Regions from separate parts of the Homo sapiens genome. Here region 2 is linked to region 1. A link is an interaction called in ENCODE POLR2A ChIA-PET data of the cell type or tissue named here. Cell type or tissue: PC-3. All regions are shown on one strand. Links, peaks and the distances in the headings refer to the core of each region. The heading gives the core; the rest is flanking DNA.

What was found. ChIA-PET counts read pairs that join two places held together with the same protein. Peaks named below come from ENCODE experiments on the same cell type or tissue, not always from the same donor. Only the 100,000 strongest peaks of a DNase experiment are listed, where the experiment ranks them.
Region 2: POLR2A ChIA-PET joins it to region 1 with 6 read pairs; 17 of 35 experiments call an interaction of 5 or more read pairs at or near these places.

What each region holds. Positions count from the first base shown.
Region 1 is chr1:207,331,709-207,339,708 of GRCh38, reverse strand. It overlaps CD55 (CD55 molecule (Cromer blood group)), which reads right to left. Exons shown (of 10, transcript NM_000574.5): 7 at 2,891-3,016; 8 at 2,300-2,380; 9 at 292-312. Among named protein-coding and RNA genes, the nearest start is that of CD55, 14 kb to the right of the region's middle. RefSeq lists enhancers at 3,078-3,157, 3,198-3,257, 3,648-3,717, 3,768-3,817, 3,828-4,007. In PC-3, for the core only: a CTCF peak has its summit at 3,675; a DNase peak (open chromatin) is centred at 2,408; H3K27ac peaks cover 2,223 bases.
Region 2 is chr1:207,056,825-207,073,802 of GRCh38, reverse strand. It overlaps PFKFB2 (6-phosphofructo-2-kinase/fructose-2,6-biphosphatase 2), which reads right to left. Exons shown (of 15, transcript NM_006212.2): 3 at 11,725-11,850; 4 at 11,087-11,183; 5 at 10,594-10,660; 6 at 10,382-10,456; 7 at 9,974-10,030; 8 at 8,643-8,767; 9 at 6,097-6,304; 10 at 5,494-5,640; 11 at 4,275-4,379; 12 at 3,394-3,523; 13 at 2,553-2,615; 14 at 2,230-2,294; 15 at 1-1,599. The coding sequence ends at 1,432. Among named protein-coding and RNA genes, the nearest start is that of PFKFB2, 12 kb to the right of the region's middle. RefSeq lists a silencer at 6,048-6,279. In PC-3, for the core only: no CTCF peak of the experiment used is centred there; no DNase peak of the experiment used is centred there.

The sequences.
Region 1 (8,000 bases), core at 1-8,000:
ATGAAGGAAATGATACGATGTCTGGGATTATCTTCCAAATAATCCAGGGAGTGTGGGTGAAGTGGGTATCCATGAGTTGAAAATTGCTGAATCCGAGCGAGTATATGAGGATTCACTGTACTATTTTCCCTATTTGAGTGACGTTTAAAGTTTTCCATACTAAAAAGTTTAAAAATAAATTGCAGGATACATTTTTTTAAAAACAAGAAGACAATATTATCTCCCAGGAATATGGATTGTATATCCCACAGTGAAAACAATTTCTTTTAATGGCCTGAGAGCCAAACTTACCAGATAGAAGACGGGTAGTACCTACAGACGAAGGGGAAAAAAAGGATTAACAACAAAAATTTGTTAAAGTCATTGATTTGCTAGCAATTTCATATACTATCAATAAACTACACTAGAAAACTCGAAAGCAACTCAAATTTCCACAAATGAAATAATTATAAATTTATAAAAACAATTACACATTAACTTAATCAAGTAGAATGTAAACATTACTGTCTATACCTGTTCAACAGAATCAACACTGTAAATATAAATTATGATAAAGAGTTATTGATTACCAAAACAAATGCCATTTAAATTTGGTTATAGGACTTGAGGGCAAGAAACATGTTTGAAAACTTAAACAGTAAATAATTGCTGATCCAATCCTACTAACAAGAAACTATAAGACGACTAAGTCCCTTTTAGCAGACTATATCAAAACTCAAAAATGCCATATCACCTTATTATTTATATCTTTCAATGACTACGGATGGGGCATTGCAAAAATAAATTTACTTTCAGATAAGCATATTTATAACAATAAATAAGCTGCTCTCCTAAGCGAGGTGAACACATTGACTCAAGAGTGCCATTTAGAACAAGCAATATTACTCAGCAGAAAAAGTGCAGGATTAAACTGTGCACTGGATATGAACTGGATGAATTAATCTCTAAGCCTCTAATTCCTCATCTATAAAATCAATCTGAAGATACTTTGCAAGGTTGTGGTACAGACGAGTGGCATCAAACAGAAGGTGAACGGAACATATCACTATAGTATATACTCAGTAAGTGGTGGCTACAATTTTTTTATATTGTGCCCTGAAAGAGTAAATTAATTGTACCTAAGAGTAAAATTTGATCCCAAATATTGATATATTATAATTGACTCATCAGGTTCAGTTTAAATGTCTTAAATTATCTTATACTTTTTACAGAAGGAAATATGTCAATAAAGTTAGTTCTATAACAAATTTATAAGTGATGCTTATTTCTCTTTGCCTTGCCCTATTAAAAACTGGACGTGTTCAACCTAGAAATTTTAGACCAAGAGAAGTCATAAAATTGTAAAGAAGTAAAAAAACCACATAAAGAATTAAAATTAGTATAGTAAATCTAAATTAATCAATGTAAGCCACAAAACCAATGCTGAGTGCTAAGAGGTAATGAAACATACACAGTTTCTGTAAATTATTTTAAAAATATGAAACATTATTATGTACTACTTATGGAAACATGGAGTATAAGAATGAAAACAGACAGGAAGTAAGCACATCAGTTTCAGGGCAGTAATTGCCTTAGAGGGAGAAAAATGGGCTGGGGAAATGTTTTAAGGGAACTTTAACGATAACATCCATAATGTTTAAATTCTTAAAAATATCCAGGTGCTGGCAAAATAGGCTTCAAGGTAACAATTATGAAATATATAAAATCATTTTGAAAATACGGTCATAATGGGTAAAACTATAGATAAAACACAATTACTTGGTGCCACTGAGAACCTATCGTTTATAGAGCCTTGTAATAATACGAACTATTTGAAAGGATCTCTGTATTTTCAATTACTTAGACGACACTATTGAGATGCTTTAGCAGATCTGCAACTCTAGGGAATCCGGGAAGATTCCTTAGCATACTTTGAGGGATGGATCTCTATCAATGAACCAGACCCAGGACTCAGCCTTAAAGACAGTACATATTTGGTTCTTTGAAGGGGTCTTGAATAATTCGTTGACTCCCTAAAACTACTACAGGAAACAGAATTTTTTTTTTTTTACCAATCTTAATTTAGCATTTTTTTAATGGGGCCACAGTCTTTTTCTCTATTATTGTAAATGTTTCTTTTTTTAAAGATTTGCCCTAGTACAATCCAAGTCCGCTTCCAAATAAAGTAAAAAGTATTAGTATGAAAAACCCTGGCTACAATAAATTAGAGACCATTTAATCCTGCAATCTTGGTCAAGTTCATATTTCCACCATAGCACATTAGATCCATACTCAGTAAACCTGAACAGTGTCAACTGACCTGAAGTGGTTCCACTTCCTTTATTTGGGGTTGTTTCATGAAAATGCTTGGTTGTCCTGGAAACAGGTGTACTCCGTGTTGCTGTAATATGAGCAGAAGGGAATCTTTGTGTACTCTTGAGACCATTAGTCACTGGGGAATGTACATTAGTGGACTTACGTGCTGCTGAAGGACTCTGCGTAAATGCAACTTTTGCTGTGGTGAATTTTTGGGCTGTTAGTGTGGCCTGTGTAGCAGAAGCATTTGTCATCATGGGATTCTGAGCTGCAGAAGGGGTCTTTGTAGATAGGGTTTTTGATATGAAAGATGTCTGAGCTGCTGCTGGGGATTTGGTGGCTGAATCATTTGCTCTGGTGGGTTTCTGAAGAGTTGGTAGGGTTCCTGTAGCTGAAACATTTACTATGGTGTGTCTTTGAGGTGTTGATGAGACTCCTGTAGCTGGAACATTTATTGTGGTGGGTTTCTAAGGTGTTGGTGTGACTATTGTAGCTGGGACATTTACTGTGGTGGGTTTCTGAGGAGTTGGTGGGGTTCTTGTAGCTGAAACATTTTCTGTGGTGTGTTTTTGAAGAACTGATGGAGTCTCTGTACCTTGAGCATTTGGTGTGGTGGTTTTTGTGGTGGTTTTCTGAGAAGTTGGTGAGACTTCTGTAGTTGGAACATTTACTGTGGTAGGTTTCTGAACTGTTGGTGGGACCTTGGAAGTTAGAGATTTTCCTGTGAAAGAAAAGGTTGAGAAACAAGTTAGCTAAATATTGCTGGCCACATTAACATTCTTAGCCATTGCTTGCTCTGTGGCTATCCTTTCTCTCTCCCCACAAACACCTAGGTATGACTTTCAGGAAACCAACTCTTATTGAGTATTTCTCAAGGAGCTGAAGTTCTAAGTTGCGTTTGCTTTGATATAAATTATACCTATGGGTAACTAAAGAAGACTTATACCAAAGTATACTGAGGTGCTTAAGCTGCTTCTTGTGAAATAAACAAATCAAAGAGTCACTAGTGATCTTATTCTGTGGCACATCTCTATTTTGTCTCCCAAATTATCTTTTGTGCTAATACTAAAGAACAACAGGATGTTGTTCTAGAACAACTAAGCCAACAGAGACAGTCACAGCCTTTTCTATCACTTAACCTTAATGAGCCTGAGAATTTGTTTTGTTTCACGTCTTGTTTAAAGTGATACTCGAGTCTGAGTAAAAATAACTCCTTTTAATTCTCTTGTGCTGGTTACCAACTTTCCATACACCAGTTCCTCTTTAGATTTCAGACTAGATAACAAGTCAGGTGAAACTTTCATTAAGAACATATTCTGAAAAGCATAAATCTAACAGCAGAGCAACTTTTTCAGTCTTCAGAGCCCAACTGCCATTGGGTCACTTATACAAAGTCCCCTGTTGAGGCAGTATTGGGTAGTGCCGAAGCCTGATTTCACCACGTATTAGTGAGCTCTAGCAAGTCCCTAACCCTTCTAAGCTATAGTTTCCTCATCTGTAAAATGAGGATAAAAGCAGAACAGATTGAGTAATTATTATTGAGGAAGGATTAAGGGAAATAATTGAGTAAGCTATTTCACAGTGTCTGTCCCTGAAGCAAGAGATTACATCATCCAGGATGACTGTTGCCAGCCCCATCACACACGGGATGCCCTAGGAACTCAGATGGTATCGGTCATTTTTTTCTGCCTCCTAACCTATCTCACAGGCTGCTATAAGGGATAAATTGAGTAAAACGCCTAGCAGGTAACAGCATTTAGCAGGCACTCAAACAATGATAATCATTATTAAGATAAGTAAAGTTTTTTTATGAACTTTTCATTCTAAGACCCTCCTATATAAAAACTATTCTAAATTATTCTTTGTTCTATCAAGTTAGTTCTCAGTTTTGATCCAGAGAATGTATATACTACCTTAGAGTTTAAATTTCCTAGAAGTTAATTTTTTAGTTATCTTTTCGTTACTGACATCTAGTTTAATTCCACTGTGGCTAGAAGGTATGCTCTGAATAACTTCAATCTTTTGCAATGTATTGTAGCTTAGAGCCCAGCAAAGGGTCAATTTTGGTAAATAGCCCATGCGCACTTGAAAAAACATACCTGTCATCGGTCCTAATAGATTCAATGGTCTCATATGTATATATGTTTAATTGTTGCTCAGATCTTTAGTCTCACTGATTTTTGGTTGCTTGTCCTATTAGCTATTGAGATAGGTGTGGAATTTTCTAACTATGAGTGTGTATTTGTCTATTTTTTCTGTCCATTTTTGCTACATATAGATTGAAGCTATTTTATCAAGTACATATAGATTCCAGATTATGATATATTACTGTTGAGTTGGCCTCCTTATCATTATGAACTGTTTCATCTTAAAATATACATTGATATTAATGTAACTGTGTCAGCTTATTTTGAAGGGTTAATATTTGCATGGTATATTTTTCCATCCTTTACTTTCAACTATTCTGTGTTCTTGTAATTAAACTGTGTCTCTTGTAAATAGTAAAGAACTAGGTTCTTTTTAAAATCTTTTTAAGTCTGACAATCTTGGTCAAATTGCACTTAACATAATTACTGACATACTTGGGTTTATATCAACAACCTTATTAGTTTTCTATTTCTCCCATCTATTCTGTGTTCCTTTCTGCTTCTCTCTCTCTCGTTCTCTTTTGGATTAAATATCCATTATTATTCTTTTATTAGCTTGTGATTTATGTATTCTTCTGTCATTCATTTGTAGCAACCCTAGAGATCACAATATTTATTAGACTATAAGTCAATTATGCAAACTATCACTTTTACCACCTTTTCAGTACTGCTAGAACTGTGTAACCTTTAAATGAATTTACCTCTTTCTGCCTTTCGCATTGTTATTGTGCATTTGTATTCTATGTATAATTCAGACCCCACAGGACATTACATTCACTGTTTGTAAACTCAGTATTCATTTATCCTTGTCACTGTTCATTTCCTTTTGTATTTTCATGTTTTACCTGGCATTATTTTCATTCTACTTGAAGAATTTCCTTTAGTTTCTCATTCTGTGCATGTTTGGTCTGCTAGTGCAAAGTTTTCTTGGTTTTTGTCTGAATACATCTCTATTTTGCATTCAGTTTTGAAGGATATATTAACTGGGTATAAAATTCTAGGTGAACAGTAATTTTCTTACAGTATTTTAAAGATTTCTTCTTATTGTCTTTTGGTTTGCATCATTTTTTGCTGAGCAGTAATCAGTTATACTGTTGCTTCTTTGAAGTTTTTGTTGTTTGTTTTTGCTACGAGTGGTTTTATTTTTGTTCAGCTTAGAGTTAGATTTTTTGCTAAAGTGGTTTTATTTTTATTCAGCTTAGAGTCAGAGAGCTTCTTGAATCTGTTGGCTAATGTACTTTATCAGTTTTGGAAAATTCTGAGTAAGTATCATTTTAAATATTTCTTCTGCTCCTATTTCTCTTCTCCTCCTCCTCCTTCCCCTCTTCCTTTTTGTCTCACTTTCTCTTTTTCCTAATGTGTTAGCACAGTTTAACATGTCTCAAATGTCTCAAACTTTTATCTATATTTCACATTCCTTTTTCTCTTTGTGCATCAGTTTGGGTATTTTTAACCGATCTTTCAGTTCCTAATACTGTTTCCTGCTCTGCCTGAATAGCTAAACCTATCTATTGTGTTCTTAATTTCAGATATTTTCCAGTTGTAGAATATTCATTTTACACCATTTTTGCAGATTCCAACTGAAGTTCTCTTTTCTTTTATCATCTTAAACTTGTTAATCAGTTATTTTAAGGTTCTCATTTGCTAACTCAATTATCTGGATATTCTTTATTTGGTTTTGTTTTCTCTTGATTTGGTCACATTTTCTTGCTTCCTTCCATATCTAACAGTCTTTTGTTGTATGCCAAACATTGTATATAAACCATCCGGATGATATGATATGCCTTTCTGATAAGCAGACTGCATTGAGGTAATCATATCTTCAACCTATTAGGAATTGAGCTGGGTTTCAGTTTCAGTAAGACTCCATCTACTTCTGCTCTTGCCTCTGTTCCTTGGGAGTGGCCCTTCCGGGCTTCTGACTGAAAGCCTGGCGGATTTTTGTTGTTTCACCTTTGGAAGGTGGCAGGAGATCCAGGTCTGTCCTTCAGAGTTCTCCCAGCCACCTAATGTCCTTCCCTATACAGTTTCAAAATGAGCACAGATGTGCTAAAGGGGAGACCTGTGGTATGCTAGATAAAAGCCTGTTCCTCTGGTGGGTATATGCTATCCAAATACCATCAGGTTCTGAGAGATTTCATTTTGTACTTTAGAAGCTCTGGGTCAACCTTCCCAGCCTCACATGCAGCCCCAAAATTTGCAAATGGCCTTTAGGAAAAATTGGTTCTGCATTTGAGGGCCTCAATTTCCAGTGTATTACCCTATCCCTCCATAACCATTAAAGCTTTGCTGGTTTCTCTTTCCTAGAAGTGGTCTTTTGTCTGGGTCAAGGTGAATCCTTAGTCCAGGTTCAGAATCAGCAAAGGTCCCTAGGGAAAACTGCCTTACATCAGGATGGGTTGCCTTCACCACCTGCCCCCAGGAATTTTAGTTCATTCAGACCTTGTTGCTTCCACAGCTGTATCTTATGCCTTAAAAAATATAATTTTTTGGTAATCTATTGAGATTTTATAGTCGTTTTAATGGAAGCATCAGCCTGCCATGACCTACTTGGGTACTTCCATATGGTTTTTTAAGCTCTAAATAACTGATCATTTAATAAAACTTGGAAAAATAAATATGAACTGGATCAAATGGCCAAATTAAAAAAGCACACACACTAAACTTCATAATTAAATGAATTCAAATAATACAAATTTTTACCATTTACATTGTCAAATCTCCCTAACAATCATTATCATTAAAGGTGCAAACACCACAATGATGTTGTATCAGTGGGAGACTAAATTGGTACAGTCTTTTAAAAAGCAGTGCTACTAATGGGCATGAAAAATGTAATTCACATACCTTTGTTATAAATAATTATACTACAAGGAATTTATTGTACAAATGTACTTGCATATATGTGCAGTGACAGATGTACAAGAATATTATAGCATCATTTGTAATAATAGTTCATAAAAAAAATCAAACTAGAACAAAAAACCTAAATTGTCATCAATAGAGGACTGGTTAGATAAATGAATACCCACACCATTGATATAATAAATAAAAAATATTTGTATGTTTATTTATATTCTAGAATAAAACAAAAGAATTTGTAAAAAATTGTTACCTCTCCGAGTAGGACTAGTGATAGAGAAGAGACTTTCACTTCCCATTTTGTACTCATCTCCCTGGCTTTAATATTATGTCATTATGTCTATGTATAACACTTATAATAAAAATCTATTTTAATAAGGAATTTTTAAAATTCATACTAATAAAATTTCAATTATAATTATAAAAGTAAATACTCAAATGCTTGAGTCATGTTGGTATTCACCACTACTTAAACGCCACCTATTGATACTAGGCAATGTTTAGTCCAGCTTCACTGATCTTCTAAATATTTCTTTTAAAATATATTTAAAAAGCAGTTCGAAGGATTCTGAGAGTACCTTCTGGGTATAAAAAGACATTGAAAGAAAAACGTCTAGAAGGATGAAGGAGAATGGATAATAATAGAAATTCTGGAGGCAGAAAAGAATTGAATGTTAATTCAGTGAAGTCAACAGA
Region 2 (16,978 bases), core at 1,665-9,664, 270 kb after region 1:
TTGGGAAAGAGAATAAGCCATCATGGTCATCAAGGGGCTAAGAATTTCTTCCCTAAACATTTTCTGTTTAACCCTACAAAGAAAATGAAATGACAGAAGTGAATAGAGAAATACAAACAGTTACGAGCTAGATCCCACAGGGTTCCAAGGACTTCTCTGGACATCAAGATGAGATAGTTTCTCTTTATGAACAAAAGAATACTCCAATGAGAGAGATTAAATTCATCATCAAGCTTTTCCACATTTGGGAAAAAAATGGTCATGTAAAAACTATTTTGTTTTGATGTTTCTTTCTTCTTAAGGACAGTGTGCTGAAATTATTCAAAAATAAGCAGTTTTAGTGAACTCTTCTCTGCCTCTTGCCTTGAGCAACTCAAACATCAGTGGTGACTCCTGAATCTAACTGCCCTTCTAAACAGCCCCAGAGGATACTGGCTTTGGCAGGAAAAGTTGCTGTGATTGGCAAAGAACCTGAGAGTCATGGGAGAAAAGACATGACTGCTCTCTAAGAGCCCTGCAAGAGCTAGAGCCCACCCTACTCTCCTAAACCCCACTCTGCAGACCTCAAAAGACCCAGGCCTGACTCTAAATTAAAAATAAAAACCAAGACATTTCCCACATGCTCAGAGCCAGATTCTCCCAGGGCATCGAAGACTTAGAACTGTTTCTCATGAAAGGAGGCAAGAACTCTCACCCTATGTCTACTTGCAAGCTCCAGAATATTCTGTGGATGTCCTGTAGTCTGGGCTGGCCCTTACAGGACCTGGCTGGAGAGGAAGGGAGAAAGGAAAGGAAAGACTCCTCCAGTCCAGATCCATTTAGACCCACTGCAGAAAGCATTAACTGGGCCAGACTTGTCTCTTGTCAATCACCCCTTCCTTCCTAGACAGACACCACAATGCCATGCATTACACTGGACAATCCAGAGGGGACATGAAAGTGGGGGAAGAAAGCAGTCAAGTAAGGAGTGTGAGGAAAACACACATTGAAGAGACAAAAGTGAAGGAAAAATAGACTTTTTGTCCCCCGACTGCTCACCCGCCCTCCATCCCCCAACACTTCACCAACATGAGGACATTAGTGAAGACACCAGGGAACAGAGAGAAGATCCAAGAGTGTGGGGCATGCTCAGCCCCAAGGGAGTGTATCTTTTTCCTCCTCCTCCAGATCATCCCATCTGAGAATCTGTCCTAAAAGACTCAATTTGCTAACTTGCCCCTGGGTGAAAAGATGTTTCAAACTGAAGAACAGCTTAAGTTGTCCTATAAACACATAACCTCATGTTCTGTGTTAAGATTAATGGTGAAGTGTCAGGGGTGGGCATAGAGGGAGGAAGTTAATGACTCCTTGGTGATTAGTGACAAGGGCAGGAGGCCAGGGCTGGAGGGAAACACACAGTTACACCACCGGAATGCTGACTTGGGTCTTCGGCTAGTCGGCCCCTTCTTGCATGTCCTGGGCACGGAGAGGGCTGAGGGGCTTGAGGGGCCGGCTCCCAACACTGTAATTTCTTGGACGCCTTATTGTATTCGAACTGGACAGAGGCGTAAAGCTGTTCCTTCTCATCCTTACAGGGGTTTGGTTCTTGGGGAAGTTGTTCTGATTGGAAATGGAGTGACACCACACAAATGAAAGCCAAGCCAAAAGCTCACTCATACAGGTTAATAATGCGCTTGTAACCACAACAGCTTCCCTCACTCCTGCTCCTCTGCACACAGGGTCCCTCACAGGGCATGGCCCATGGCCTGGCCTCCTAGCATCAGGGGGCTAAAAGGGAGAAGCTCCTTGAGCATAACATTCCAAAGCAGGAAAAAGACCCAAAGAAAGGAAGGGGCTTATTGAAGACCACACAGATTACCAGTGACAGACCTAGGAACAAACCTACACCTCTTGACCCCCACCTTATAGGCTCCTCTGGACTCTGCTTTCTAAAGGGACACTTGGGGTTGGAGGGGGGTAGTAATTTGCATTTCACTTCAGCCAAACACTTTCCATATTTAATTGGATTTCCAGGAGCCAACATTCAAGGTTAAGACTCATGAAAGGGGTACTAATTTAAAAAAAAAATAATTCCAACATCAGTTTCAGACGTAGCAAACTACATTTGGACGTAAGTTCTGAATCTGTTTCCCTTTTGTACATAAAAGAAACCCCAGTCTCTTGATGTCAAAGCTTCAGAGACTCAAGGTGGCAGGGAAACTGGTGTGTTCATCGTGGGAAAATACTTACAGTTGGCTTGTCACGGTGCGTGTTCACAGCCTCCACGTTAAGTTTAATTGTTTCCACTTTGCACCCTGAGAAAACAGAGGAAAGAGAGGACTTAAAGAAAAAGGTTCAATGGAAAATTCCTTAGTTATGGGAAAGTATACCACAAAGGAATGTACGCATTCTGCAATACACACAGTCATGCATACATCCCTTTCAAAACAGAAGGCACTGATGGAGCTTCCCTGGTATATAGGGATAATGAAGCTGAACTCTAGACAAACTTCAGAGAAAATTCTGACCTTCCTCAATTCCCAGCTCCTGCCAGCCCCTATGTGCATAGTTACCATAGGCCACAGGAGTAAGTTTGAAGATGGTATGGAGAGGGCATCTCAAGTATGGTAGCTCATCTGAAAACAGAAAGACCAGGCGAGGGAAGTCTCTTAGTATTATGGAGTAAGGTCAAGTTAGTGGAAGAAAGAATCTACAGAGCTCATAATGAGTTTCCCTTACTTTGACCACCTCTTAGAGTTGTACAACTCCTCCCTTAAACCCCAGACCACAAAGCCACCCAACCTTCTGAGTGGCTAAGGAAGGAAATAAGGCCATCTTAGATCCTTCCACGCAGGCAAAAACAGGAAGTATTGTAGCCAGAGAGCCCAATGGAAGGGGGTCACCTGGGTACAGCAAAGGCCAATAAGGTCTGACCACAACAGCTTCCAAGCAGCTCAGGATGCTGAGCTCAGCATCCACAATGCAGGCTTCCCAGGAGCTCCCGAAGATCGGGAAGCGAAGTATGGAAGAAGGCAACGGCACCTTCTTACTGCCCTTACCCAGAAACAACTGCTGCTCCTAAGATACCACCCTCCTAGTAGGCAGCGTGGCAGGCTGGGAATATTCAACCACTGTCCTGATGCTGCCAGGAGTGTCAGCATGACACTGGCCCTTGAGCCAGGCAGGATCAAGGAGCACCAGCAGCAGCCACTCTCCATTGGAAGCTTTCGTAGCAGCAGAGTGAACTCAGCAAGTCATTGACTCAGTGGCTGCTGGGAGCCCCACACTGCTGTCTGGAGAAAGTACTCTAATTTGAGTGGAGACAGGGAGGTCTGTTTCCCAGGAATCCTGGTGCCACTGCAAGTCCAGCCCTCTCCCACTGGATGTGTCTCCCAGCCCCTCCCTCAAAGGCACCTGCGCCCTTATCCAAGAAGTAGGCCAGGAGGCAGCGCATGACAGCCTGGTGGGAGATGACGAGGACATTGCCCTGACGTTCCAGCTCCATGATGACAGGCTCCAGCCGCTGCACCAGGTCCTGGTATGACTGTGGAGGGAAATGGGGCAGGCTGGCAGGAGCCCAGGTGCAAGCTGGCAGCCAAGTCAGTGGCTGGACCTTGGAGACTAAGGGCCACTTCTTCTTCCTCAGCTGGCTTTCCTCCTGGAGGCTCAGTGAGTTTACATCACCTGCTAACTGCCCCCAGCCCTGGTATCTCTTGAGAAAACTCAGATCTTTCAAAAGCAATATTTAGACCAAGAAAACTACAGGTTAAGAAGAGGAAGTGTGAGTTCAACCTGTGTGTGTGTGTTTTTTCTTCCCACAGATTAATACAGGCAGTGAGACAAGAGACTCCTAGGGGTTTCCTGTACCTCTGCCATTCAGTTTTATTTACTTTTGCCTCACACATCCCTAGAGTATGGAAGCCACTTAGACAAGGAAATAGCCTAAAACACTCAAGATGACAGGGAAATAATTCCTATCCCATATATTTACTTGGTGACTCCACTTACTTATGTGGGGGTGGGATTGAGAGAGTACAAGGAAAAAAAGAAGTAAAAATGATTGTGTTGATTCTAAAACATACTGAACAGAGGATGCCTTGTCACCCTTATCCCTGGGAATCTTAACAATTAATGAGGCATTCGATTGTCTAAGCTGAATGAAACCAAAATGACCCAAGGGAAGGAAGATAAATGATGCCTAGACCCTCCAAATCACATTCAATCCTTCCCCCAAATTAAAGTTAAACACTCAGCAAGGGTCTAGGCAGTCACTTTACATGACAGGGGCGTCTTACCTCCCCACCAGGATATCGATACAGATACTTCTCTTGATCTCGAAGTGCAAACTCTTCTGGGTACCGTTTCTCAATCTCTGCATAGGTCATCTCTTCACACACACCCTGCAAAAAGCCACTTGAAGCTGGCTTGAAGAGATAGACTGTACCACACCAGCCCCATCCCAAATAAGGAAGATGACATTGAAGAATGCTAGTTTCTTAGTACGTGCCAGGCACTGTGCTGGGTCCTTTCATGTATTGCAGCTGCCTGTGACCAGAGTGTCACAGAGTGTCTGTGACTCACCGGGTGAGGACCACTGCCGGAAAGAGGCAACTTCTCTAGCTCAAGCTACCACATTCTCCTACTACTGGGGGGAACTTACAGGTCAAGAAAGTCAAGAGGCTAAAAGGAACAGGAAGCAGAGAAGGAGGGAAACTGAAGGGACTGGAGACCTTGCATGAAAAATAAAAGGGTAGAAGGAAGGAAAGAAAAAGAAATGTCGGCCGGGCACGGTGGCTCATGCCTGTAATCCCAACACTTTGGGTGGCCAAGGCGGGTGGATCACAAGGTCAGGAGTTCAAGACCAGCCTGGCCAAGATGGTGAAACCCCATCTCCCCTAAAACTACAAAAATTAGCCAGGCGTGGTGGCAGGTGCCTATAATCCCAGCTACTCGGGAGGCTGAGGGAGAGAATTGCTTGAACCCAGGAGGCAGAGGTTGCAGTGAGCCAGGATCACGCCACTGCACTCCAGCCTGGGCCACAGAGCGAGACTCCGTGTCACAAAAAAAAAAAAAGAAAGAAATGTCTACTTTTGTACTCAAGAAGAGAGAAAGCCAAGAGAAATTTTGGGAAAAACTTTTCCTGAATAGCTGACCAAATGATCTAAGCAGAAAGCAAAGAAGTGGGTTGTTAGCTATTTATTTTTCCCAGGAGGCAAATATACAAAGGAACAAAATGAGTCCTTGTTAGCCCTACTTTCCCCAGGTGCCAGAAAGGCTGGCTCAAAAATTGGTTTGGGTCCCATGATTGGCACAGGTACTGAATCAGGCAGGAAACCCCTGATTAGGGGTACAATTGTCCTCCCTGATCCCCCGGGCTGGCCATAGAGTCAGCTTCCTCAGAGTTTTTACTTGTTGGTTGTAGTTTCCTAGATAAAACTGTCTAAATAGTGACTTCTGAGAGTTCCTGCCTGAACTCTTGTTGGCTTTTCTGGGCCTTCAGAGCTTCCTACTCACAGCATCAATCTCATTCAGAATCTTCCACTGCTCATAGGGCACCCCGAGAGATTCAGCAGTCTGTATGGTCCTCTTCAACTGGCTTGTCCACACTTTGAGGTCTGTTATTTCCTGTTCCTCCAGAAATTTCCTTAGAGCTTGGGCAAACTGGGGTTTAAAAATGAAAATTAAGGGTAAAAAGAAAACACACAGACACACACACACACACACACACTCAACACACACATACACAAAGCCTGCTAACTTGGTCTGTAAGGGACAACGTGCATAACCATGGTCAAAATCCATAAGGTGCTACATAGTTAATATAAACCCAAAAGGAAATGAACTTTAACTGGAGCACCCTGTACATTGCTAAGTACACAAGTTGTGCCCAATGAATATCTGATGGTTGAATGATCACAGCAGAAATGGGTCAAAGTTATCTACTCTTTAACACAGAGCTAGACGCAGTGAGCAAGAACACACCTTGAGCACTTGCCTGACTATGAAACCACAGCCTACGTCCAAATGGGATTTAAGTAAGGAGATAAAATATATGACCTCAGTCATGCCCTTCTAACTCTAAGCCTAGAAAATCCAGTGTGCTGAATAATTACTCACCTGCTTTCCCCGCACCGAGAGGCCAGAGTCACCCCCAATCTTCCCCAAGAGATTGAACTCGCTTTCTCCATGCCGGCAAAGGTAAATGGTGCGAGGCTGGACGTGGATATTCATGAGGTAGTAGACTATCTTGCTCTGGATGTAGTCCTGGACTCTGTTGACTAAAAATCGCTGGCCCACGTTTATCACCTTGATGAAAGAAAGATCCCTGGGACAGGAAAGGAAAAAAAAAATTCCCTAGGTAAGAAGATCTGAGAATAAGAATCAGAGGGAAAAGGATTTCTACAGGGACTTGCAGGCTCACAGCTGCTCTTCCTCCCCTCCTCTGTCACACCCACGTTTATGGAACCAAATGGTAGGAGATTAATTACTCCTTAAAACCAAGATGAAGTACAATTTCCTGAACTTCTAGTAAGTTTGTACCATTTCCTCAGTGCCTGTAGTGTGACAAGTAATGTAGATAAATAGGATAAACAGAATTCAGCCTTCCCATCAGGGGCTAGACTAGGTGACCTGAAGATTTTGCTAAGCCCAAAATTTGGTGAGAAGAATAGGCCCCTTTTGAGGCAGTTAAGACCTGGCCAGAATATGGCACGACGAGCAACGAGGGGAAGGGAAGAGGCAGCAGAAGCACAGACAGAAATGTCTATATACTCCCTGCATCTACCTAATCATGCTTCTCTCAAAGACACTTTCAGACATTGCTTGCTTTGAGGCCAACATGAGATTGTTCTCTTTATAAAAGTCATAAGTGTGGCTGGATGCGGTAGCTCATGCCTGTAATCCTAGCACTTTGGGAGGCCAAGGTGGGTAGATCAGGAGATCAGGAGTTTGAGAACAGCCTGGCCAACATGGTGAATCCCCATCTCTACTAAAAATAAAAAAATTAGCCGGGCGTGGTGGCGGGTGCCTGTAATCCCAGCTACTCAGGAGGCTGAGGCAGGAGAATTGCTTGAACCCAGGAAGGGGGAGGTTGCAGTGAGCCGAGATCGTGCCACTGCACTCCAGCCTGGGCAACAAGAGCGAGAGACTCCATCTCAAAAAAAAAGTCATAAGTGCTTATTTTAAATCAAAAAATCAGAAAAAATGATGGAAGGATGCAAATCACGCATCACCCTACTACCAGAGATAACATATACAAACATACACATGTATATATATGTAGATCTTCTGTATGTTTTTCTAGGTGGGACTTTGTTCCAACTGAAGAATACTTTTATGCCATATCTAGAGGTGGTTTTCAGCCTCTGAATTAAGGGGATTCTGGGAAACCCACTTGAAGGAACTGAAAGGCTCAAAACATTAAACAGACCACTGTATTAAGTGTGCCATGCACATTAAATGTGCCATTTGCTTGGCTGCAGGTCTGTATTATGTGAATAGAGCTGTTAACTGCCCTGAATGCATGCTCTTTCATGAGGCCACATTCTTGCAGATTTCCATGTGTACACCATCTTTCTTCAACATAGACTTGGTTTTGTTATGGCTCATATACCTCACACATGACAAGTTAATCTATAGTCTACACCATACTGCCAACAAATGCTTCCATAGTAACAACAGCTGGCATTGATCAGACATTTCTCTGAGTCAGGCATGTTCTTGAGGGCTTTGCATGTTATATATAGAGAGAGATAGATATAAAAATATGCAATATGTAATATATATGTTATGCTATAATATGCATGATATACACACAAGCATTAATATATGTAAAATATCATATAATATATATAAACTTTAAAAACTGATGACACATCTCCAAAGGGTATCCTACAACACCCCCATTCAGATATGGAGCAGTGATTCTCAACCAGGGATAACTGTGCCCCCCGGGGAACCTCTGACATGTCTGGAGACATTTTGGTTGTCACAGGTTGGAGGTGTTACTGGCATCTAGTGGGCAAAGCCCAGGGAAGCTGCTGAACATCCTACAATGCACAGGACAGGTCCTACAACAAAGAATTACCCAGTTCAAAGTGCCAATAATACTGAGATTGAGGAAATCATGCTCTAGAGACTGGAGAGAAAAAATTGATGATAAAAAACACTTCCAGCCAGGCGCAGTGACTCATACCTGTAATCCCAGCACTTTGGGAGGCCGAGGCGGGTGGATTACTTGAGCTCAGGAGTTCAAGACCAGCCTGGCCAACATGGGGAAACTCTATCTTTACTAAAAAAAAAAAAAAATAGCCGGGCATGGTGGCGCACACCTGTGGTCCCAGCTACTCAGGAGGCTGAGGTGGGAGGATCACCTGAGCCCCGGGGGCAGCAGTTGCAGTGGGCCCTGATTTTGCCACTGCACTCCAGCCTGGGTGACAGAGTGAGACCCTGTCTCAAAACAAAACAAAACCAACCACTTCAATTTTTCATGTACAAGATGCAATCCACATAAAAGCCACAAATCCATACCTTATTTCTCTGGGATGATGTTAACACTGTAGATCTAGATTATCAGAAGGAAGTTAGAGAACTCAGGGAGAAAGGTTATTTTCCCAGATGAGACCTTTGCCTTGGGCCCTTCAAACCATGGCCTTAAACCTTACTTGTCATAGTTGTCTGGGTCAAGAGGTCGGTAGGTAACTTTGTAGCATTCAATTCTCTTCAGGAAGTCCTCCATCACGTTCTCTCTGTTCCTTTCAGGATAGTCAGGGCTTGATACCTTAACCTCCTGAAATCATAGGAACCAGTAAAGGCCTCATCAGAGGTCTGCCCGTAACAGTCCTCCTACAAATAGCCACTGCTAAAAAAAAGAAAAAGAAGTCCATAAATGTCGCCTTTCACTGGAACATTGGCACTCCACTCATTGAGTACCCCCCGCCCCGCCCCGCCCCGTCCTGTGACCCTGGCAACCAAAAAAGTTAAGACAACTGGGGAGTCATGTGCCTGCACTTGGCTGAAGGACAGAGGCAGTCACGCAGCCAAAGCTGCTCCTGGGCCCCAATCCCTTTATGTACTTTCCTGAGAAAACAGAACAGGCTCCAATGTTTCCCTATTACCACTCAGAATAGGGTGCATGACCCCAGTGCCTGACTTGGGACCAGATGGCTCTTCCTCAGATGATCCCAAGTTCCTACGGCTGGGAGAGCACCTGCATAAGACCATGTTCAGATATCTACTCGGTCCAGCAGAGCACAACCCATCCAATGGGGACTGGCTTACATTGTGACCCCACAGGGAATAAGGAGCTCAATGTATAGAACACTGACGAGAACTTTGGACAATTGCTGGGGAGATAACCTTCCTGTAGGTAAGTCCTGAAACGAAGAGTCTGATCTATTCTTTTTTTTTTTTCTTTTTTGAGACATGTTCTCACTCTGTTACCAAGACTGGACTGCAGTGGCACAATCATGGCTCACTGCAGCCTCAACCTCCCTGGACATGTTCTCACTCTGTCACCAAGACTGGACTGCAGTGGCACAATCACGGCTCACTGTGGCCTCAACCTCCCAGGCTAAGGTGATCCTTCTGGGTTCAAGCAATCCACTTGCCTCGGCCTCCCAAAGTGCTGAGCCTACAAGCATGAGCCACCGTGCCCGGCTGATCTATTCCAACATCTAGGTCTCAACATCCAGATAATACCTAGAGCACAGGGCCAAGAATCCTACAACCTAAACCCTGGTTTCAATTCAACAGCTAATTCTTACTTGATTCCTTAAAGCCTCAGTTTCCTCTCCCAAGAGAAGAGTGTAGAAGTACCAGATGGGGCTCTGGCAGATAGAAAAGATCTCTTTGTGATGTTAAACATGTCTATTTCTCTCTTTCATTACGAAAACACCCCTCCCCAACAACACACACACACACACACACACACACACCCCACAACACACACAGCACAAAAGGTGAAGAGGAGATGATATGTAGGGGTGTCACCAACCAGAATATTGGCAGCAATGACATCAGGATCATCACAGACGGATTCCACAAAGAATACCTGGCCATGGAGAGAAGGCAGTGATAAGCAAGTCAAAAATGCCAGGCTGTTAATTAAGAGCACATGCTCATCTACCCCACCCAGCCACCACATCTCCCAGGATTTTCTTCATGAAAGTGGCCCTCAAGTCCTCCTCATAGCTCTTACCACAGCCCCTGGGCCTCAAACATACAGGCTAACAGTCTGAGAAAGGACCTGAATGAAAACACTCAAGGACTGGGGGAATGCTCTGAGAGAAGAGATTCAGATATCCCATCCTGTCCTCACCCACTAGAGTGAGAGATCCATGCCTGTAGCCTGACTCCCCACCTCTACTCATCCCTTTTCCTCCAACATGGAGTCAGATCCTACCTTGAAGGAATTCTGTTCAGCAAAGTTCAAAATCATGTCCCTCCTCTCCCGGGTTGTATTGGTGGCATCAAACACCTGTGAAGAAAGTACACAAGGTAAATGAGCAGGAACAGAGAAACAGAACCCCACCAGGGCAGACTCAAGGTGGGGCTGGGTAGCCAGGCTGCTGCAAGGGTGGGGACCAGAAAGAAGAAGCAGCAGATAAAGCTTACCGCAATCTGACCATTCTCCTCAGTGAGATACGCCTTAACATCTTCCAGCGCCACCAGAGCACACTGTCTGCCATAAGAGCAAATGAAACCAGCAAGGAGAGCTAAGCTCAAACAGTCAGAGACACAAACATTCGGGTGGCTACAGAAGTCACATCCCTGCCCACTTAGTTTCCCACTGTTCAAAACCTTTCTCTAACTAGATCTTTCAACTTTCTCACTGAGGGTTTTCACACCATCCTATAACCCCTTCCTGCCCCTGCCCCAATGCACAGATCTTAGCCCTCTTTAGACTTCTCCTACAAGCACACAGGTATCAATCACCCTGAGCCCTGTTCTTCTGACCACCCAAGCCCAAGGTCACTTGCCCATCAGATAACTTCCATTTAACTTCCCCTTAAGATATTTACTGAGATGAAACCAAGCCCTGTCACACCAAGTCTCATGACGGCCAAGAAAGAGCTGACCTGGAGATCAGGCCTTAAACAAGACTCACTTGCGGATCTTCATGGCCTCCTCATTGTCATGCCGAAAGAAGTCGTAGGACTTATAGGACTTGACTGCTTCACGCCGATACACCCCAAGATTAAACACTGTAGAAGACACCCAAATCCTTCAGCAGCAAAATAATATGATGGCCCCACCAAATGGGACTTGTTTCTTGGCCTAATGTCGGAGTGACCAAGGGGATGAAAAAAGCGGCAGCATGGTAGGTTGGGAACAATATCAGATTAAGAGTCAAAAGAGTTGGGTTCAAGCCCTGACTTTCTAGACCTTGGACAAGTCTTAAGCTGTCTGAGGTTTCAATTTCCTCAGCCACTCTGTCTATTTCACAGAGACACTGCTAGGGTTATATAAGATGATGTCCATGTAAGGCTTCTGAAAAGGTACAGCCCTATGCTCATCTAAATCTTAACAGTCCTATCAAAGGCATTCCCTCAAAACTAGGCCAATCCACCCACGCCAGGAGGAGACAAGTCTGGGAATAGAGAATAACTCCAGTAAACCAGAAAGCAACTGCTATTTCTGCCAAAAGCACCCTATAGCATTGATGCCAGGAAGAATAAGTCTCCCAGAGACCTGTGAGGCCCAGGAACTAATAATTGTCTTTCCTAGGGAATGAGCCACACTTACCTTTGGTGGGGACTCCAATCCAGTTGAGGTAGCGTGTTAGTTTCTTGGACACGTAGGTTTTACCCCGGGCTGGCAAACCAATCATAACGATCAGAGTCGGGGAGTTGGTCATGTAGGAGGCCCATGCTAGAAGGAAATGAAACAAAATAAAACGAAATGACTAGAGTCCTAGTAAGGTTTTTTGGTGTTTGTTTTTTTGAGACGGAGTCTCACTCTGTCACCAGGCTGGAGTACAGTGGCGTGATCTCAGCTCATTGCAACCTCCGCCTCCCAGGTTCAAGTGATTCTCCCGCCTCAGCCTTCCGAATACCTGGGACTACAGGCGCCCTCCACCATGCCCAGCTAATTTTTGTATTTTCAGTAGAGATGGGGTTTCACCATGTTGGCCAGGATGGTCTCAATTTCTTGACCTCATGATCCACCCACCTCAGCCTCCCAAAGTGCTGGGATTACAGGCGTGAGGCGCCCAGCCCCGCTGGGGTCTAGTAAGGTTTATACACTGAGCTACGAACTTCATAGTCATAATCTCATTTTATCTTCATAAACCTGTGGAGCAAAGGTTCAGCAAGTCTGGGAAGACAAATAAGGAGATATCAGGCAGGCCTCCTGAAATAGAGTTAAAAGGTTATGCAGGCTTCCAGAAAATGCCCAAACCAAGATACGTCTTTCCCACATGTCTGAGGTCTTCACTGCAGTACCCAAGGTGGAAAGAGGAAAAAAGTAGCAAGGCTAAGAAAGAAAATAACCATGCTGCAGCCAGACATGACAGCTCATGCCTGTAATCCCATCAATTTGGGAGAATGAGGTGGGAGGATCACTTGAGGCCAGGAGTTCAAGATAAGCCTGGGCAACATAGAGAGACCCTTGTCTCTTAAAATATATATATATATATATATATATATATATATATATAAAGATATATATAAATATATATAAAGATATATATAAAGATATATATAAAGATATATAGATATATATAAAGATATATATAAAGATATATAAAGATATATATAAAGATATATATAAAATATATATATTTAAGATATTTATATATATCTTAAATATATAATATTTAAGATATAGATATATATAGATATATAGATATATAGATATATATATTTAACTTAGCCAGATGTGGGAGTGTGCACCTATAGTCCCAGCTACTCAGGAGGATTGCTTGAGCTCAGGAGTTCAAGGTTGCAGTGAGCCATGATCCCGTCACTGCACTCCAGCCTGGGCGACAGAGCAAGACTTCGTCTCAAAAAAAGAAAGAAAGAAAGAAAAGTAACAATGACATCATCCTTAACATAAGAATGCCTAGAAATATAAAAATGACAGAGCTGTGAAGGAAGGTCTAATGCTTGGAGATTCTACCAGTGCAGAACTGAGCTGGCTCCTATAATAGGTCCAACAGAGTTTCTGTCTCCAGGATCCCACTCATCCCTTCAGAACCATGGGCAAGAATTAGCTTGCCCACTGCAAAAAGCCCTGCCTCAAGCTGTTTTGGCCTTTTCACTCAGGTCATGAGCTCCTCTTTAAGCCAGAATTTCTAAACCATAGTGAGATTGAGTTGGCAAAGCTTACTTGATACACATTCTGAATAGACCTCAGGAAGCTTCAGGGTAGAGCCAGCCCACAAAGGGCATCAGGGCCAATCTGCCACCATGGCCCACGTAAAAGCAAGACAATTGAGAAGCATTAACAGTCCTCAGTCTACCCTTCCTTAGTAAATTAACTTACTTCAGGAATGCTCATTTGCAGAGATAAGTCTCACTGGACAGGCAGGGCAAACTACATGTTCAGGGGACAGGTGACTTGTCTAGGGACACATAATGAGTCAAGGGTACAGCTGGCACTAGAACACAGATCTTGTGCTTCCTTGCAGCTTTTCTCCATAAAAAGAGGTTCCTCATCACTTTGCTCACAGGGGCTGGCTCCTCCCGGCCCATCTTGCTGCAGAGGAGAGGTGGGAGAAGGACCTGAACTGCTGCCAGCCACTGTCCCGGGGCCAAAAACCACACTGAGGTCATCTGGGATAGCTCAGGCTCTGCCGGCTCCAATGAGGGAAGGCCCTGCACAGGATGGGGGAAAAAGGAAGAAACACCTTCACCTCCCACTTCCCACCACTGCTTCCCAGAAGGTGCCCTGCAAGTTGCGGCTGCCCCTCTGCCTGGTACTAAGGGACCTTGTAAGATTAAGAAACAGTTCTGTAAAATGGAGGTACTTGGATGGGAAATATGACTTTCATTTTTTGAGAAATAAATGTAGAAAGATCTCAATGGAGAAGTGGGAGGAGGGGCCCAGGTAGAGAACCACCCTCGGAAGGAAAAGTTTCCTAAGGGTGTTTGGCAAGAAGTACTCAGAGTGACCCTAGTGGTGAGGAGGGAGAAATGGAGGCCCAGACCTGGGGTCAGAGGGCTTGGCTTTTAGTCCTTTACCCACTGCACACATGGAAAATTCCTGAGTCTCAGCAGGAGCCCCTCCAAGGTAGGTAAAGGAGCAACATAAGTGATTTTCATCTGTGTTCAAATAGGGAGCTTAAAGGCAAGCAAACTGTACCCTGAAGCCTCAGCTGGCATTAATCCCTGATCACTGGCCCCTAACAAGCAGATAGCCTCTGCATGGGATCAGCTGTCTCAGGTTTAAGTAGTAAAATCCCCTGAGTCTTCACTTTCTCCAGCTCGGCTCAATGCCTGCTCTCAATCCCCCATGATTTGGCTCATTACCTGCACTTCTAGGCCTGCTTTGTCCGCACCTTCCAGCCCATTAGGCACTTCCCCCGAAGGTCCTATTACCCTCCCTAAAGTTTAAAATGAACTGATACTTGGGAGCTGCTCTGAAGGCAACCAGGGAACCAGCTGCTCTTGTTTACCCATGTGGACAGAGAATGCTAAGAACAACAACAACAAAAAACTGCATCCACTGGGACCTCCCAAGAGCCCTCCAGCAACGCACCTCTCGCCTCTGTCCAGAATACACTTAAGCACACCTGCTACAACCAGGGCTTCTCATTTTCTGGAGTACAAAACTAAACCACACTTCCTATCTCAAATTACCACACTGGCAAAAGTAGGAACATTCTGTCCTGCCTGTTAAAAAACAAAACCACCTGCCACTGCCACCTGATTAATTTCAGAGACAATGTAACCCATCTCTTGATAGACAATGGAAAACTGTTTCAATCCTGAAATTCTCTTCCACCTTCTTTAAGCCAGGTTCAACTCCTTTTCTTAAACTTAAACTCATTTTCCTTTCATAAACTTGCTTAGATAAAATGAAGACTTGAGGCTGGGCGCAGTGGCTTATGCCTGTAATCCTCACTTTGGGAGGCCAAGTTGGGTGGATCGCCTGAACCCAGGAGTTTGAGACCAGCCTTGGCAACATGGTGAAACACTATCTCTACTAAAAATATAAAAATTAGCCAGTCTCATAACCCGGTCTCAAAATAAATAAATAAATGTATTTTAAAAAAAAGATTTACAAAAAAAATGAGGACTTGATAACTTCCCTCGTGTAAATGGAAAAACTCAAGCCTGGAGAAATTAAGAGCTTTGCCCATGGTCCCACAATAGACAGTCAAGGTCAGGGTTCTGACCAGTCTCCTGATCTCATGACTGCCCATTCAGTCCCAGCTGCCAGCTCCTGTGCCTCATGTCAGCACTTGACAAAGGTTCCCTCACGGTAAACACAACTTGCTCTCCATTCTAATCCTGAAGGATGGTCTAGGAGAGCAATGGTTCCCAGCCTTTTCAGGACCCAGGACGTCTTCTTTTATTGGCTCTAAAGAGGCCTAATATTTAGAAATATGCTGCCCATAAAGCATGTTTCATTAGTGACATTTTATCTTTATTCATCAGAAGTCAGAACTGCTGATTATCTCCTGCCAGTTGACAGGCATGAAATAACCAAGTTCGTATAACTACGGTCAAACACTAAGAAAGCTGATGTTTCAGTTAACCACTATGGCTATAGTTGATGCTGCCCAATTTCCATCAAATATCTTAAAATATTGAAAACAGCTTACAATATAGAACTTCTTAGGAGAGCAAATTAGTAATACTGATGAACATTTCCAATGTGTCTATCTTTTCTATTATTTCTGTAGGAAAAGTTGCTGTCACAAATGTGCAAAGGTGTACGTGTAAGAATGGTCACTGCAGCACTCTTTGTGATGATGAAAAACTGGAAACAATTTAAATACCTATCCGTGGAAAGCTGGCATATCCATACAATGCAGAATGAGGTAAATCTGCATTTATCAACATTAAAAGGATGTCCACAAGACAGTAACTTATTTAAAAAAATAAAAAAGGAAATGGCAGCTGAACAGAATATGAACAATATGAACCTACCTTTATTAATAGGATATACCAGAATAAGATGTCTAAAAGAATCAAATTTGGAAGAAACAGGAGTCTTTTACTTTTCGCTTTCTAAATCCTTTCTGTAGTTTGAATTTTTTATGAACATACATTGCTTTTGTATTTAGGGAAAGGTACATGGAAGAATTTGTCTGTTCCAGAACTACTCAAAAAAAAAAATTAAAAAGAAAAAAAAAAAGCATGTAGATTTCTCCATTTCTGCTTTTTTTTTTTCCCCCTGAGATGGAGTCTCACTTTGTCACCCAGGCTGTAGTGCAGTGGCGCGATCTCGGCTCACTGCAAGCTCCGCCTCCCGGGTTCAAGCCATTCTCCTGCCTCAGCTTCCCGAGTAGCTGGGACTACAGGCGCCCGCCACCATGCCCGGCTAGTTTTTTTTTTTTTTTTTTTTTTTTTTGTAGTTTTTTTGTATTTTTAGTAGAGACGGGGTTTCACCATGTTAGCCAGGATGGTCTTGATCTCCTGACCTCATGATCCACCCTCCTCGGCCTCCCAAAGTGCTGGGATTACAGGCGTGAGCCACCACACCCGGCCCTCCATTTCTGCTTTCATAAGCCCTGAAACCAGTCCTCTGAGCACCGTAAAGGCACCTCGGCCAGTAGCCCCTCTTCGCCCCATCCCTGGAGCAGTTGAAGTCCCAGTAATGCTCCTTCGGAGGTTTTGGCTCCCTAAAGTCATTCTTCAGCCCTGAAATCCTCAAGCCCAGTCACTTCCCGGAGTCAAAGTTAGCCAACACAGGTGTAATGAGCAGCAAGGGAACAACGGTTAAGCTATTAATAAAGCAGCCGCTGATGTGAACACTAAGCTGCCAGGTGAACCAGCTCCAAAGTACAGCTCTATAGCAGAGGAAAAGGAAGTAAGTTAACACATATACT